2 separate regions of the Homo sapiens genome follow, and region 2 is linked to region 1. Evidence: chromatin contacts called from ENCODE Hi-C or POLR2A ChIA-PET data. All regions are on one chromosome and are shown on one strand. The core of a region is the stretch at or near the end of the contact, and the rest is flanking DNA. Distances in the headings are between cores, read along the strand shown. Region 1 overlaps RAD51B (RAD51 paralog B). Region 2 overlaps RAD51B (RAD51 paralog B).

What was found. A loop is a pair of places that touch in the nucleus more often than their neighbours do. ChIA-PET counts read pairs that join two places held with the same protein, here RNA polymerase II (POLR2A). Pooled maps may share reads with other maps.
Region 2: a loop to region 1 is called in a map of Calu3, with 2.9 times the contacts of the local background. The contact joins two enhancer-like sites. A Hi-C loop is called at or near these places in 1 of 168 maps with a recorded cell type or tissue (Calu3) and 2 of 50 pooled maps. POLR2A ChIA-PET finds 5 or more read pairs at or near these places in 6 of 52 experiments (A549, AG04450, HCT116 and 3 more).

Annotation. Positions count from the first base shown.
Region 1 is chr14:68,137,154-68,142,846 of GRCh38, forward strand. All of the region lies in intron 7 of RAD51B (RAD51 paralog B), which reads left to right. All of the region lies in intron 2 of LOC105370546 (a long non-coding RNA gene), which reads right to left. Among named protein-coding and RNA genes, the nearest start is that of RAD51B, 320 kb to the left of the region's middle. RefSeq lists an enhancer at 497-1,481. Within about 2 kb of position 3,223, at least 20 of the 41 ENCODE cell types and tissues checked have a DNase peak (open chromatin) inside an H3K27ac peak, as active enhancers do; they include HCT116, where a contact is called at or near this core.
Region 2 is chr14:68,086,702-68,092,384 of GRCh38, forward strand. All of the region lies in intron 7 of RAD51B (RAD51 paralog B), which reads left to right. Among named protein-coding and RNA genes, the nearest start is that of RAD51B, 270 kb to the left of the region's middle. RefSeq lists an enhancer at 1-107. Within about 2 kb of position 2,147, at least 5 of the 41 ENCODE cell types and tissues checked have a DNase peak (open chromatin) inside an H3K27ac peak, as active enhancers do; they include HCT116, where a contact is called at or near this core.

The DNA.
Region 1 (5,693 bases), core at 1,973-4,472:
TAATCCCAGCTAGTCGGGAGGCTGAGGCAGGAGAATCACATGAACCCGGGAGGCGGAGGTTGCAGTGAGCCGAGACCACGCCACTGCACTCCTGATAGAAGGAAAACTGGACCTAAGGATTTGAGTTTTGACATTACTAGTACAAGCTGTGTGTAACTTTGGGGAAGGCTGCTACATTAGTTTCAGTTTCCTATTGCTATGGTAAGAAATTACTACAGATTTAAGTTACATAAAACAACCCAAATTTATTATTTTATAGTTCTTGAGAATTTTAAAATCAAAGTGTTCTTTAATGACTACAAAAGCTAATACACTGTTAACCTCTTTCCAATTCTATTAATACCATCATTATCTTTAATAGTTGCATGGAATCCACATGGAATGCACCATAAATGAATCGAAATCTTATGTTGAACATTTGTTTACTGTCTTTTGCCATTATAAACAATATTATGATGAACATCCCTAAATATATGCCTTTGAATACTTGTTCAATTTTATTCATTGGGGCAAAAAGGTATGCACATTTTAAAGAACTACAGTCCACAGGTGTTCATGCAATTGCTGAGGGTTTTCTGAGAAGGTGAACAAGAGCAGTCTATTTCAAAACTACTGAAGCCCTTTTTGCATGACTGACTGGCATTCCCTAACTGGGCCTTCTTCGTTGCCCTGACACTGCCTGTTGCTGCTCCTCTGAGAAGGAATGTGTATTCACAGATGAGGCGCTCCATTAGTCATGGTGCATTTCCTGGGCCCTGGAGACATGGGCATGACATCACCAAGGGCCAATGAGAAAGGATTCTCTGTAGCAAGCTCTCAAAACTCTTTAGAGGATTGTAGACTGTGTGTTCTGTTCCTAGCCCTCAGGGTGTGATTTGAGCTTGCCTTGCTCATCCAGCCATAGTCTGGGCACAAAAGTCTAGCTTACAGACCCAAGAAGCCAGGACAAGCTTGAAAATCTGCAGAGCTGCAGGCAGATTCCCATTTAGTATTTTTTTTTTCCAGGGCTCAGGTTGTTATTCCCAGAGTTTTCCACTCCTAATGATGTTGTTACTTCATGTGGTAATGGGTGGGTGGTGAAAGATGAAGTCTGCATTAAATAAAAGACATTTGGCAGTTAAAATTTCTGGGTAAGTATAGGTTGGTAGCATAACAAAATCAGAAGTACATTTTACCGTTTTGTTACATTGCTTTTGTGTGTAGTTTCACATAATAAAACAACATCTTTTAACAGCAAAGGCTCCTAGCAAAATGAGTGTGGCTTAAAATAGGGCAATTACCAAAGAACTTTACTGAGGGGATTAGTAACTCATTAAATCTTTTCTCTTCAAGGAGAAAAGAAACTTAAAAAAAAATTCTCTTTTCTTGGGTTTTAAGCATTTTGGATAAAAACTTTTCTGTCTTTCTCTGTATCTGTCTCTCTCTCTGCTCCCTAATTTATGTATTTATTTATGAAAATGATTTGTGGAATTTAGTCAGGGATAACTTTGTTAATTCTGCACACCAGGAAGTCTATTGAAAGACTTATTTCCTAATTGGCCCAATCTTTTGCTAACAAGGTATAATTGTAAAATTATCTTTTTAAAAAATAGTCAAGGAAATTAAGGCTCAAAACTCAATGTGAGCTTACACTGAACAGACTTTTATAGCTTAACTCAGTAGTTGAACCTAAGAGCTGTGCTTTTCTATCTTCATTCAATCTATGATTGAATGAGAATGGTTCTTTTAGTATTTTTTCATGTTTAATTCCTTTTTGATGAAGTCAAAGAGAAATTGGGAAAAGTAGCCATCTTTATTAGTGTGTTATCTGTGGATGCCATATACTATGGAAGAACCTGCCTCTACCACTTTTAAAAAAATGTTTCTGCAAGATAAAGATGATTTTTTTTTGTAATTATAGCAGCTTTTATTTTTAAAAATCACTTGAAACCGCATGAATTTATCCTTATTTCCTAACATATATACCAGTAATTAAAGGACTTTCCTCTAGAACTATAACATACTATAAGACAGGGCACTTTTCAACACTTCAGAGATCCTCCTTCAAAGATCTCTGTGCAATTCAAAACATTTATTACTAAAATTTCAAAACATCTCTGGAGATATTCTAAATGGTTTTTTTTTTTTGGCTTGTATAGATGAGAAAGTTGAGGTACAGAAAGATTGAACCTTGTACTTTGTGTCAGTCATAGAAGCAGATACTGCATACATAAATCATTCTTTTATCAAAACTCTTAAGAGGACAGTTCTTTGTGTCTTTGTATAAAATTGTTCTTGTTTTCCTTTGACAGCTTCAGGCTTTGCCTTATTAACAGCAGTGCTTATTTTTCAAAACCCTTTGATTGAGACAAAAAAAAAAGCAGGTTCATCTAGCCTAGGCAGAACTGGAAGAAGCCCTGAAAGGGATAAATTACCTAAGGGGTGGCAGTGTGGGGCATGGGAGCACTCCCACTGCCTCACTCTTAGCAGAGTACTTGATTCTTCTCAATCCCATCCCACAATTTCTCCCACCTGAACCAATATTTGCCAGTTTTCTACTCGAGGGTTGCCATGACTCCTGATGAGTTAATATTGGTAAAACACTTTAAGCCTTTGGAAAAAGGTCTCATAAAAGTGTACAATTGGCACTGGCCCTGATAGTAGTCACAGGCTTTTTGAGTGGGCACTAGGCACCCTCAGATAAGGTTAACCAGATCCCTGTTTTTGGCGAGGACAGGCTCTAGAATGAGGTCTGCTGCTGCCATCTTGAGAGAACACATCTGGTTTGAAACGTTGAAAGCCAGGTGACCCTTGAAGCAGCCACACAGTAATGTCTCCTCACTGCTTCTGCTTCCTGCTAATTTGGGGAGCAGCAGGTGCCTCCCTGAGAAACCCTGCCAGAGGGTTGGCATGCCATGCTGATCGTCTCATTAAGCCCTAAACTTTTTCTACAGAAGAAAACTCTCAAAAGGCGATTCCAGAATATGACAGAGAGAGGTCATGACAGATAATCAGATCAGTTTATAAAAAGTTAAGGATGAGTCATGTCACTCCTAAAGGAGTTGGCATCAATTTATTACACAAGACCAAACACTGAAGGAAGAAAAGCCTTTAGTCTCATTAAGGAGCCCAGACAAAAATCCCACTTAATCCATCTTGCTTTTCCTTTTCCTGCAACTCAGCTGGTGTGCAGGTGTAGGGCAGCTTGGCAGAAGATTTGAACGTTTGGAAAAGGGAGTCATTACTGAAAGTCACTGACACACACTTCCCTTGGAATGCTGCTGATGTCATGGAAAACCAGGACCTTAGCAATAACCCCTAACAACCACAGCTACAGTAAACAGTAAATGTTACCTCCACCAAGGCATTGGTTTTTAAAGAGTTTTAACAGGCCAGGGCTTGCCAGCCACAACTCATAAAAATGTTCTTATAATTTTACCCTACTCTCTAAAAGTGCTGGATAACTGCTGAGGTTTCTCTGCCACTTGGGATGCAAAGCCAAATTCACGTCACTTTCAAGGTTCACTAATCAGAATTTACAGCATTTCTTTTGCAGTCCTCTTCATACCCCCTGCCATGCTCACAGAGTTAGGTCTGGTAGATTTCATACTTTTTCAAAGAAGTCTCTTGTCTTACTGAGTTGTCTCAATTTCTGGTGATGGTGTGAATTAATGTGCCAGGTTTTGACTAGTGTTTTATTAGTCTAGAGGTTAGGCAAATCTGGTTAATTGATAGCACTCAATCTATAGGTTATATTCCAATCAATTTGAAACAACCGGGCAAAGTGGCATTCTATAGTTCAAACTCTGAACTGGGTATTGTCAAGGTGACCATATAATTTATCATCAAAACTAGGATATTTTTGAAAGTAAAGGGGCTCTATTAATAATTACTCTGAGATAACAGCAATAAACCGGGACTGTCGAAGCAAGTTGAGCATAGGGTCACCCTTGTTACTGTGCCAAGAGTCACCATCTAGCTGTCATTTATTAAGTCAGACATTGAAGAAACTTGCAGGAATGCAGAACAGTGCCACTCTTCTCATGAACATTTTTTGTTTTAGAAAATCTAGTCATTCTCATAAAAATGTTATTTATGATAAGATGTTATGAGTTTATTAGTGTTAGTTTTAAATGAATTAAATAAATGCTTTAAAATTCATCTATTTTAATTTCTAATATGGTAAATATAATCCTCCCAAGTAAAAGCTCTATAGGTCTTCAATAATTTTTATATTCTTAAAGGGAACCCAAGACTAAAAGTTTTGAGAATTGCTGCTTTTTCTCTGCATGGGAAAGAATATACTACTAAAGCAAAATGATAAATTCCCTGGCAAGAGAGACCAGCTTAATCATGATTGCATCTGCTACAGCACTAGCAAAATGTCCTGCATATAGTTAGTATTCTGTAATACATAAATATGAGTAGACAAATCTCGTGTGACAACGCTGAAAAGTTGCTGTGTTTTCTGACGTTTGGGTATTACATTAACATTATTATTTGGTTTAAGTCTTTGTTTTTTGATATTCAGTATGTTTGGTACTCTTTGTTAATCTTATTTCGACACAACAATGATGATGTCATTTTTCCTTCGAAAGTTTTATGGGATAGATCAAATTTCCTATGAAATGAGTATGTTAGATAAGAAAACATAAAGCATAATAAAAGTAGGACTCCTTTCTTTTAACCTGCCTAACTCATGTTTATCCTTTATCTCAGGTGTCATCTTCTTCATTTGGCCTTCCTAGACCTTCCCAGGCTGGTCTGCAGCCCCTCCCATGTGCTTTCAAAGTACCTTTTATCACAAGACTTATGACTCAGGGTCATTCCATTCATATGTTGGTTTCCCCAGTTAATTTTGAGTGCTTTTATGTCAGAAGCATCCTTTAATTTCCTTATTCCCAGAATTAAATGATGCTTGGTAAAGCTATTAAAGACTATCTGTTACACTGAAATGAATATAAAGAAGGAAAAACTAGTTAATTTAACTTTTACTAGTTAATGAAGTGTTTTTTTTTTAAATGTCATATGACATGATTTCTATAGTACTGGAAGAAAAAATTTTTTAGAGTAAAGGAAACCACAGTTTGAGGAAAGAAGATAGATTGCTTTGTTATGACCTTACATGCAGATTGATTTACATCTACCTACCCCTCCACTCTCAAACTCCTTTTCAGAGTTAGACTCTTTTAAGCCCTTTAAGGGTTACGTATTTCTGAGTATGTGATTTCTGTCAATATCAGAAATTATTTCCATTGGCAAAAAAAGTTATGAAATGATTTCTATAATATAGGTTTACTTTTGTTGCAAGTAACTTTTCATTCTTTATGTTTTTCTTTCTTTCAAATGAAAATATTATCTTCTATATTTAAATTTGTTCCTTGAGTTAGAAATATAATATTTTAAATCCATGCTTAATTTAATTTAGAAGACATCTCCAAGGCCTAAAATTGACTTGCTGTTTTGTAAATCAACATGACAGGATAAACAGAGGCCATAGTTTATTTGGGAAGCAGCATGATCGTCATGATTTAATAATAGTGATAATTATATGTAATAAGTAAAAGTAGGAATCTAAGTTTTATGAAGATGGTTTTTAATGCCATGTGTTTTGCTTGGTTTTAGTTTGGGTCTTTTCTCTGAGTGCTGTTCTGTGCCTCCACATTTGTTTCTCTTTTTGGAGACCACACATTTTGGATAATTACTTACCAAAC
Region 2 (5,683 bases), core at 897-3,396, 52 kb before region 1:
GGATGGATACCCTCCAAAGTCAAGGGATGTTATTGGTGATGAGAAAGGCATATTCTGTTAGGATTAATTTCTAATATTGGGGGCTTCTTGAGGGAATAATACTTCTGGGGTTTCCTGAAAGTTCAGAATGGCAGGCATTAAAAGATGCCTGGGGCCAGGCGCGGTGGCTCATGACTGTCATCCCAGCACTTTGGGAGGCCAAGGTGGGTGGATCACCTGAGGTCAGGAGTTCGAGACCAGCCTGACCAACATGATGAAACCTCATCTCTACTAAAAATACAAAATTAGCTGGGTGTGGTGGTGCATGCCTGTAATCTCAGCTACTCGGGAGGCTGAGGCAGGAGAACCACTGGAACCCAGGTGGTGGAGGTTGCAGTGAGCCAAGATTGCACCATTGCACTCCAACCTGGGCAACAAGAGTGAAACGCCATCTCAAAAAAAAAAAAAAGAGAGAGAGAGATGCCTGTGACAGCCCATACTATTTCTGATTCCCTAGGGTCCACTGATCCCCAGAGATTCCATTAATTTGATAATGCTCTTTATTTTGGGTAGCTGGCATATACCAGAATTGGACCCTGAACCTATGGATTAAGTTTGGGTTTGGGGCCTAATTCTAGTCTAATAATCAGAGTAGCAGGGTGTTCTGAGACCCTCTGGAGACTTTTCCCATTGTCAAAGTACCTCTAGCCAGTCTACCTTAATTAGCAAAGATATCATTCCCATTATGATTCATCATGATTGACTGGTCTATATGATGGATTACTGATTGTAGAAAACTCTGGATTATTATAGTATTATGCTTAGAAAACCATTCTGTTCAAATGTTAAAGGGTTGACAACAGCTCACTTTCTTCTGTGGTTTAACGGAAAGAAAGTTCGCTGTGGAACCAGAAAAAAAATCTGGCTCCATCGGTGATTGAGCTATGGGGCCTTGAACATCCTGTGAGGATGTTACAGAGTCATTTACTCTCTGTAACATTACCTGGTAATGCCTAATGTGCATCATGGTTAGAATTGAAGGTCATGTATATGTACCATTACATTGTTGATATTAAATAAATAAGAACTGATAGTATTTTTATTGACTTAAAATAATTATTTTATTGACTTAAAAATAATATTTTTAAATATTTAATTATATAATTATTATATATATAATTATATAATATATTATTTATATAATTATATAATATATTATTTATATAATTATATAATATATTATATATAATTATATAATTTATTATTATATATAATTATATAATTTATTATTATATATAATTATATAATATATTATTATATATAATTATATAATATATTATTATATATAATTATATAATTATTTAAATAAAAATAATAACTATTATTTACTACTCTAGGGCCCTAAGTGAGCACTTATTGTTAGAATTTATTGTTAGAATTCCAGATCAAAATCAAGGATCTCATTTCTCCATGAATCTAAGAGCTATTATTGGTGATGTCTTTGGTATAAGTTTTTGTAAGGACAAAGGTTTTGTTACAGTCCTGGCCCTACTAAAACGTCTTTTATTGACCTGCATGCTATCATAGTAAATAGAGAGAAAAGAGATAAAATTCTAGACTTTTTAAGGTATATGGAAATAAATCAAATTTACTTACTTACTTTTTTACCGTGACCAATTTGGATCGCTGTCATTTTCCATGAATGTGTCTCAGGTTTTTGTTTTTTTAATAGAGAGAGTTAGCTGTTTCAACCTCTCTTTCTTTCGTCTAATAACTCCTCATTTTTTTCTCCCTCTTTTTTCATCTTCTTCCTTTCTTTCAGATTATTGGAAACTTTCTCATGTTGCAGCATTTGCTGCTATCAATTATGCCAGAAAAGCTTTCTGTGTACTAGCAGTGTTATGGGATCGTGTGTGTGTGTGTGTGTGCGCGTGTGTGTGAGACAGAGAGAGAGAGAGAGACAGAGAGAGAGAGGTGGGGGGGAGATTGAGATGGAAAGAGTGGCGGGGGATGAAGGAAGTGGGGGAGAGAAATAAATGGTGTCTGGGGTAATTGTGCTGGTGTTTTTTCCTGCATGAGAGAAGCTTCAGATGTCTGTCTGGCTTTGGCTCAGTTGCTGTATGGGCGTAACTGAAGAAGGAGGTTGGGGTAGAGGAGAAGGCAATTAAAACTTTGAACACCTTAAATGCCCTTCCTAATTAAGTGGTGAGGATGGAAAATGAAATACCTTCTTATGCTTCATTTCTGTTCTCCGTTTAAAAGTCTGTGGAGGGATCAGAGCTCATGTCCTTAGAAAGGACAGAACTTTCAAAATAACAACTCTGAAAAACAAGTTTAAAAAAAATTTCTCATCATTTTCTGCTTTTCATGAACTTTTAATATAAAGCCATCATTATTTTTTTTTCCTGGGCCCCCTTACCTATATCCTCTCCCCACTCTCATTAGTCACTCCAACTTTGAAGCACCCAATTCTCTGGAGTATTAATGGAGACAGTTCAAGTATCTAACTGCTGTTTCCTTTGTTCAAGTTGCTTTTGGTCCTTGCTGGGAAATGCTCTGAAAACTGAACCAGCTACTGAACACAAAGGCTGACGGTGTTGTCCCTCCTGGTAATGTACTGTGTGATTTGTTCCCCTCTCCTGTTCATGACTCATTAGTCTCTAAGTACAGAAAAGGTTGCTCCTCTGGAATAAAAGGAACGGACCCAGCTCGGAGTCCTTTTTCGCCTTTTCCTGTGTTTTATATGGGTGCACTCACAGTTCTCCATCTTCATTAGTGACCCAGCAGGGGGCTGGCACAGGGTTGAGACTAGCTTTTGCTGGTTCCCTGGGGTGTATCAGAGACCTCAGAACTCAATACCCTACTATAAAAATAAAATACTGTGCTTCAAACGACCTTTTGATGGAACAAAGCCATACATCCCAATCTGCCTGGGCCTCTCAAATTGAGACCATGCCAAGTGCCAGATTTGCATTTTGCACATGCCCTCCCACCATCCCCTTTCCCCCTTCCTCTAAATGTGGTTCTTTTGGTAGCCTCAGTGTCAGGTAAATGTTTATGTGTGTGTGAAAACGCAGACTTTGGCAAAAGACCTTTTGTATTTAAATTACACTTCAAGATAGTAGTTTCTTGTAAGAGATGTAGGCAGCAGATATTTGTGGGCTTTTATGCCCTAAATGATATCATTTTAGATTTATATATGTGGGCTTTTATGCCCTAAATTATATTATTTTAGATTTATATATGTGAGCTTTTATGCCCTAAATTATATTATTTTAGATTTATATATAAAGTTTAGGAAAGTAAGCGGAAACTAGAAGTGCTATAAAAAACTGAGTTACATATTAAAAATTCAAGTTATTTTTTCTGGTTTTCCAGAGTGGCCAAATTATTTTCTTATTTAAAACCTAGGCACCCTAGAGCCATGTGTGTGCATGTGAACTCTACTAAAGTGAGACACTGACATGAACATAGAGTCCATCAGACCTTTATATCAAGAGCTTGGAGTACTCAGAGCATCGTATCTCGTTAATCTTCCAGCATTGATGTGCTTTAGCTCTTGGGAACAGATTACTATACTTATTTTAAAGCAACAGGGCAAATAAAAATAGGGATCTTTTGGTATTGAATGACCAGCATAACTTTAGAAAATCCAACTCTCTTATCCTTCATTTTTACATCATAGTTACAGTAACAGGTTAAGATTAGCTTTTAACAGATTGTTCTAAATTTCTTTAGGTTTCAAAACATATTGCTATGACATTTAAGTAATACTTTTAAGACTGTATGAGACTTAGGGCCTTGGTTTGTAGAGAATATTCAGTTATTTAAGAAAAGTTCACTTTGATTCTATAGTAAAATAATGTACAGGTGCAAATGTGTGATGTTATTTTTGGTTTGTACTTCAGGTTTGCAAACATACCCTAATTTTTTACAGAAAGTATATGGTAGACTCTTTATTTTAAAAAATGTTCATAGTCTGGGTCTGTATGATTTTATTTATTTTATTTATTTATTTATTATTATTATTATTATTATACTTTAAGTTTTAGGGTACATGTGCACAACGTGCAGGTTTGTTACATATGTATACATGTGCCATGTTGGTGTGCTGCAACCATTAACTTGTCATTTAGCATTAGGTATATCTCCCAATGCTATCCCTCCCCCCTCCCCCCACCCCACAACAGTCCCCAGAGTGTGATGTTCCCCTTCCTGTGTCCATGTGTTCTCATTGTTCAATTCCCACCTATGAGTGAGAACATGCGGTGTTTGGTTTTTTGTCCTTGTGATAGTTTGCTGAGAATGATGGTTTCCAGCTTCATCCATGTCCCTACAAAGGACATGAACTCATCATTTTTTATGGCTGCATAGTATTCCATGGCGTATATGTGCCACATTTTCTTAATCCAGTCTATCATTGTTGGACATTTGGGTTGGTCCCAAGTCTTTGCTATTGTGAATAGTGCCGCAATAAACATACGTTTGCATGTGTCTTTATAGCAGCATGTTTTATAATCCTTTGGGTATATACCCAGTAATGGGATGGCTGGGTCAAATGGTATTTCTAGTTCTAGATCCCTGAGGAACCACCACACTGACTTCCACAATGGTTGAACTAGTTTACAGTCCCACCAACAGTGTAAAAGTGTTCCTTTTTCTCCATATCCTCTCCAGCACCTGTTGTTTCCTGACTTTTTAATGATCGCCATACTAACTGGTGTGAGATGGTATCTCATTGTGGTTTTGATTTGTATTTCTCTGATGGCCAATGATGATGAGCATTTTTTCATGTGTTTTTTGGCTCCATAAATGTCTTCTTTTGAGAAGTGTCTGTTCATATCCTTCACCCACTTTTTGATGGGGTTATTTTTTTCTTGTAAATTTGTTTGAGTTCATTGTAGATTGTGGATATTAGCCCTTTGTCAGATGAGTAGATTGCAAAAATTGTCTCCCATTCTGTGGGTTGCCTGTTCACTCTGATGGTAGTTTCTTTTGCTGTGCAGAAGCTCTTTAGTTTAATTAGATCCCATTTGTCAATTTTGGCTTTTGTGGCCATTGCTTTTGGTGTGTTAGACATGAAGTCCTTGCCCATGTCTGTGTCCTGAATGGTATTGCCTAGGTTTTCTTCTAGGGTTTTTATGGTTTTAGGTCTAACATGTAAGTCTTTAATCCATCTTGAATTAATTTTTGTATAAGGTGTAAGGAAGGGATCCAGTTTCAGCTTTCTACATATAGCTAGCCAGTTTTCCCAGCACCATTTATTAAATAGGGAATCCTTTCCCCATTGCTTGTTTTTGTCAGGTTTGTCAAAGATCAGATAGTTGTAGATATGTGGCATTATTTCTCAGGGCTCTGTTCTGTTCCATCGGTCTATATCTCTGTTATGGCACCAGTACCATGCTGTTTTGGTTACTGTAGCTTTGTAGTATAGTTTGAAGTCAGGTAGCATGATGCCTCCAGCTTTGTTCTTTTGGCTTAGGATTGACTTGGCAATGCAGGCTCTTTTTTGGTTCCACATGAACTGTAAAGTAGTTTTTTCCAATTCTGTGAAGAAAGTCATTGGTAGCTTGATGGGGATGGCATTGAACGTATAAATTACCTTGGGCAGTATGGCCATTTTCACAATATTGAGTCTTCCTATCCATCAGCATGGAATGTTCTTCCATTTGTTTGTATCCTCTTTTATTTCATTGAGCAGTGG